2 separate regions of the Homo sapiens genome follow, and region 2 is linked to region 1. Evidence: read pairs that join two places in POLR2A ChIA-PET (ENCODE). Cell type or tissue: OCI-LY7. All regions are shown on one strand.

The links. Peaks named below come from ENCODE experiments on the same cell type or tissue, not always from the same donor. Only the 100,000 strongest peaks of a DNase experiment are listed, where the experiment ranks them.
Region 2: POLR2A ChIA-PET joins it to region 1 with 6 read pairs; 5 of 35 experiments call an interaction of 5 or more read pairs at or near these places.

The regions. Positions count from the first base shown.
Region 1 is chr1:203,829,629-203,832,128 of GRCh38, forward strand. ZBED6 (zinc finger BED-type containing 6) reads left to right here. Exons shown (of 17, transcript NM_001395895.1): 5 at 1-26; 6 at 152-268; 7 at 495-575; 8 at 2,033-2,143. ZC3H11A (zinc finger CCCH-type containing 11A) reads left to right here. Exons shown (of 18, transcript NM_001376342.1): 6 at 1-26; 7 at 152-268; 8 at 495-575; 9 at 2,033-2,143. Among named protein-coding and RNA genes, the nearest start is that of SNRPE, 31 kb to the right of the region's middle. In OCI-LY7, no CTCF peak of the experiment used is centred here; no DNase peak of the experiment used is centred here.
Region 2 is chr1:203,628,881-203,631,380 of GRCh38, forward strand. All of the region lies in intron 1 of ATP2B4 (ATPase plasma membrane Ca2+ transporting 4), which reads left to right. Among named protein-coding and RNA genes, the nearest start is that of ATP2B4, 3.3 kb to the left of the region's middle. RefSeq lists silencers at 653-732, 793-852 and an enhancer at 907-1,593. In OCI-LY7, no CTCF peak of the experiment used is centred here; DNase peaks (open chromatin) are centred at 171, 841 and 1,141; H3K4me3 peaks cover 1,817 bases; H3K27ac peaks cover 1,362 bases.

The sequences.
Region 1 (2,500 bases):
TGCAGATGATGATGAAGATGATGATGGTAAGTTCTGTCTGGCTCCTTCTTTAAGGCAAATAAATAGGGTCTCATAGTGAATTGGGCAGAATCAGGATTAAAGCTATAGGCGTATTTTTAATTGTGAATTTGCCTTAAATGTTGATATATAGATCAGTTTTCTGAGGAAGGTGATGAAACCAAAACACCTACCCTGCAACCAACTCCTGAAGTTCACAATGGATTACGAGTGACTTCTGTCCGGAAACCTGCAGTCAATATAAAGCAAGGTAAGAAGAGGCTAGATTGGTGCCTCTTATAGCACTGTTGAAACTACCTTTGAAATTTAGTTCACAATCATTGACCTCCCTCTTCTTTTTCCCATGCTACACGCATACTTACCTATACTTAGTTTCTGTTGATCATTTATTCAAAAATAAATGCCTGCTATGTACAGATAAAATACAAAGATGAAAAGGCTCCCGTTCCTCATAAAATTTCTATTTGAATTTTCAGGTGAATGTTTGAATTTTGGAATAAAAACTCTTGAGGAAATTAAGTCAAAGAAAATGAAGGAAAAATCTAAGAAGCAAGGTGGTAAGTCATCACGTTTTGGCATGGATAGTTGTATGTTGCTAGGGAAGAATACTAAGGACGCTTCTAGAAGCAACAGCCAAAATGAGCAAATAGATTTTCATTTCCATGGCCTGTTTGAAGTAAAACACAGACTTATTTAAATTGTGGTTGCTTTTAATTCACTGCAGCTGTGTTTCAGTCCCTAACTTTTCAGAGCTGGGTACAATAAAGAATCTGAAAGAACTTGTATATCTTGAAAAATATAGCTCTGAAGAACATCATATAAGAACTATATTAATTCTGTAAGTTCTTATAGTGGTTAAAAAGAAATTATATTAAGAGAGGAAAGGCTGGGCGTGGTGGCTCACGCCTGTAATCCCAGCACTTTGGGAGGCCGAGGAGGGCGAATCATGAGGTTGGGAGATCCAGACCATCCTGGCCAACATGGTGAAACCCCGTCTCTACTAAAACAAAAAATTAGCCAGGCGGGGTGGCATGCACCTGTAGTCCCAGCTACTCGGGAGGCTGAGGCATGAGAATTGCTTGAACCCAGGAGGCAGAGGTTGCAGTGAGCTGAGATCGCACCATTGTATTCCAGCCTGGCGACAGATCAAGACTCTGTCTCAAAAAAGAAAAAAAAGGAAAAACGTCATTTTCTAGTAGAAGAGTTCTTCCTCAAGAGCTGCTAGGATTTTCTTCTGGAGCTTACGTCAGCCTGATTGCTCTGTATTTCCAACCCCCAATTTTTTTTTTTTTTTTTTTTTTTTTTTTTTTTTTTTTTGAGACAGAGTTTTGCTTTTGTTGCCAGGCTGGAGTGCAATGGCGCAATCTTTGCTCACCACAACCTCCACCTCCCAGTTCAAGCTATTCTGCTGCCTCAGCCTCCTGAGTAGCTGGGATTACAGGCATGCGCCACCACGCCTGGGTAATTTTGTATTTTTGGTAAAGACAGGGTTTCTCCATGTTGGTTGGGCTGGTCTCGAACTCCCAACCTCAGGTAATCCACTGCGCCCAGCCCCCAGCCTTAAAATTTATAGTGTGAAGTGTAGTATATATAGAGAGAAATGGTTCTAAAAACCTTCTTTTAAGGCTTGCTTTATAGCAACCTTGGAGTTGTGTTTTCAGATGATTAAATAGAATAGGTTGGATTGATACACCTGATGGCTAGTGTACCTCTGAGGTTAATTTTAGAATAATACTAGCTTTATTGGTAAATATTAGCCTTATTGGTAAATAAAAGTAGTTTGGGTGCCTAAGTCACTCAAAATAATTTTATATTTTGTTTTCACATCATGCCCAAGGCTCCCCTCACCACTACTCCATTTGACTGTAGGCAAACAGATACAGAAAGGCTGATTGGCTTATAGTCATAATATCAGTCTGTATTGGACTTAACTGGTTACAAAAACAAATTTTTTGACTTGGGATAGCATTATTTTCCATAAATTATTTGCTGTTCTTTGACTTGCCTTATTCAGAGGGTTCTTCAGGAGTTTCCAGTCTTTTACTCCACCCTGAGCCCGTTCCAGGTCCTGAAAAAGAAAATGTCAGGACTGTGGTGAGGACAGTAACTCTCTCCACCAAACAAGGTAAGGTATAGATAGGTCTTAGAGTTGTCAAGCCTCTACTTTTATATAATTGGGAATGCAAAATCCTTGGGTATCTTTTACCTTTGATGAATTTTCAGGAATTTGTTAGTATGCTGATGAGATAATCTAAAGATGAAAAGTTGGTACATTCAACTCTAATATTTAAAAGGTTGAAATTCTTTGTCAAGCAGCCCTCACATATATTTTTCCATTTACTGTTTATATCCACTCAATACATTTATTGGCTTCCCATGTGACTAAAGAATAATAGGTATATATAATAAAGTTTTTTATTTATTTCTTTGAGACAGAGTTGCACTCCTGTTGCCTAGGCTGGAGTGCAATGGCATGATCTCA
Region 2 (2,500 bases), 200 kb before region 1:
GGGGAGCAGACTCTGGGAGGGGCAGGAAGGATGGTGGCAGCTTGGTAAGGCGTGTTCTGGAAGGTGGGCCCTAAACCCTGAAGCAGACAAATCTGTGGGAATCAGGCTGGGGGAGAGGAAACACCTGCCTTCAGCCCCAGGGCTTGGAGGAGTGGTAAAGGCTACAGCTGAGACACTGCGGGAGAAGGAAGTAAAACACTTAGAGGAGAGCTCATCTCGGGGCTGGGGATGCAACAGGAACGATTTGATTTTCACTTTGAGGTGTTGATTGATCTGACTGCACCCCTCGGCTAGACAGCTCTTCCCTACCTGTGTTCTGCTCGAGAAGGGAATGAGGCCTTCCCCAGTGGGCAGGGCCCCCAAGACAGAATTAATGCCCGTGTTCTGGAGGGAGGGGATCCATTTCTATACTCCTCCTCGGGAGTCCCATCCTCCCTGCCACCATCTTGCTGAGGTGCAACCTCGAAAATCACGCCGCTTTCGCCGCGGCCTCCCATCGTGGAGGCTCAGAGTGCAGCTATTCCTGCAGCCGGCCTTCCTATTTTCAGTAATCTGATTAGGGGTCGATGTTGGTGGGCTCGGGGACGGCTTCTCCGTGAGGTCGTTATTTAGCGCGCACCGGGTCGCCTGAGCCCGGGGTCGCGGCCAAAGGGGTAATCGGCTCCCGCAGTCTCAGCCCTTCCCCCGGGGCTCGGGGCAGGATTGACTGCGCAACCCTGCGGCCCCTGTGCTCTCCGCGGCCTCTGCGACCCCGCCCCGCCAGCCTCTCCGCCGCTGGGCTCCACCCTCCCGGGCTCTGCTGTAGTCTGAGAACTCCGTGGAGAATGCGAACCGAGCGGCGAACGGAGGCTTCCTGCCTCCCAGGTTGTGCCGAGCCTCAGACCCTTCTCCCTTCCATTTACCACCAAGTCTCTAGATTCAAGGTCAAGTCAAAGGAGCACAGCCCGTCTTACCCCTGGGACTCCCAGCGCCCAGCACGGAGCCTGGGATGTTAGAGCGCTGGGTCAAGGCATGTTGAGAGAAGCACGGGCAGTTTGGGGGCCTTGGAATCAGCCTGACGCCAGCGAGTTCCTAACCCGCCGTCTGGCCTCCAGTTTCCCCTCTGCACAATGGAAAGCCTGCTCTCCACGGTAGAGGTGACAGGGCGTGGCTAGGCAGATTTGTCACACTGCTGTGGTCTTTGTCAGAAGAAAATCAAAATGAGAGGGCCCAGTTAGGGGCAGAAGGAGAGCAGTTAGAATTTGCCGAAGGTGTGGGGGCTGGAAGAGGTAAGGTGATGTGTAGGGGCTGGATGTCCTGGGCCAGGATATCGGGAGGCTTTACTCTTCCCCACTCCCACTAACCGGAGGTCCCGAGAGGAACGGGGTCTGGGCTGCTCCCTGCCACCTGTCAGCAGGTCAAGCCTTCCACCGGAAACTGCCCCTTATTCAAGAATTTAGCTTCTCTCAAAAACTCCGAAACCCCTTTTCTCTCTCTCTCTCTCTCTCTCTTTTTTTTTTTTTTTTTTCAATGCTCCTGGCCTTGGACCCAGCACCCAAAGACATGGATTAGCCCTATCCACTAGGACAGAGCATTGCAGACCCACTAAGCCTTGGAGAGAGAAAAGGATCTTGTTCATTCTTAGTCCCCAGAATGACCAAGACAAACCCCGTTAGCCAAACCCCTAAAAAACTGTTTGGCTTAGGTTAGATTAGCTCCAAGTGTTTGACCTTGAAGGGGAACACCCCACCCAGAGTCTTAACTATCCTTCTCTGGAAGGATTCTTCAGGCAATCTGAATTCTTCCCCCGAAGGGCGCCCCTCAGACAAGGCTCCCTACCCAGCCCAGTTCCCTGCTTCTCAGATAAGCATTGATTCCTGTCATCCCAGTGGGTATTTGGTGGGTAGGGGTGAGAAGGAAAGAGGGATGAGAAAAGCAAGGCCTCTGCCTTGTCAGACTGGGATGACAACCTTTCTCCACTCATGTCCCCTTTTCTGCAGGTCATAGGATTAGAGCAGGCCCTGGGGCTGGAGTCCAAAATGCTTGTGTGGAATGTTTTGCCCTTGGCTTCCTCTGCCAGTATCTCTCCTTGTGTCCTCTTTCCTCTTTCCCTTGTGTGAGCCATTCTTGTTCCACTGACTTATTTCCTCTGTACATGTTAAAACAGAAATGACAGGGACTTTCTATTTCTGCCTCTACCTTAAGCCAGTCCTCTGTGTTCAGCCTACATGAACTTGAGTTGAGGAGGGAAACCAGGCAGGATCTAGTGAGGACCAGAGCCAAGGGCTCTGGGTCAGGGAAGAGGCTTGAGAGGCAGTCTATGTGTGAAGGATAGTGGAGAGGCCAAAGGAAAGGAAAGGATTGAGAACATAGGTGCCAAGGGGCAGAGCCCCCATTTCTACCTTTCCTCACCCCAGTTCCTCTCTGCCTAAGATCCTCAGCCTCATTACTCACCTCTGCTCTAGTTTCCCAAGTTTCATGCACAAATCCCTGGGACAACTCAGGGAAGATGAACTGGGAT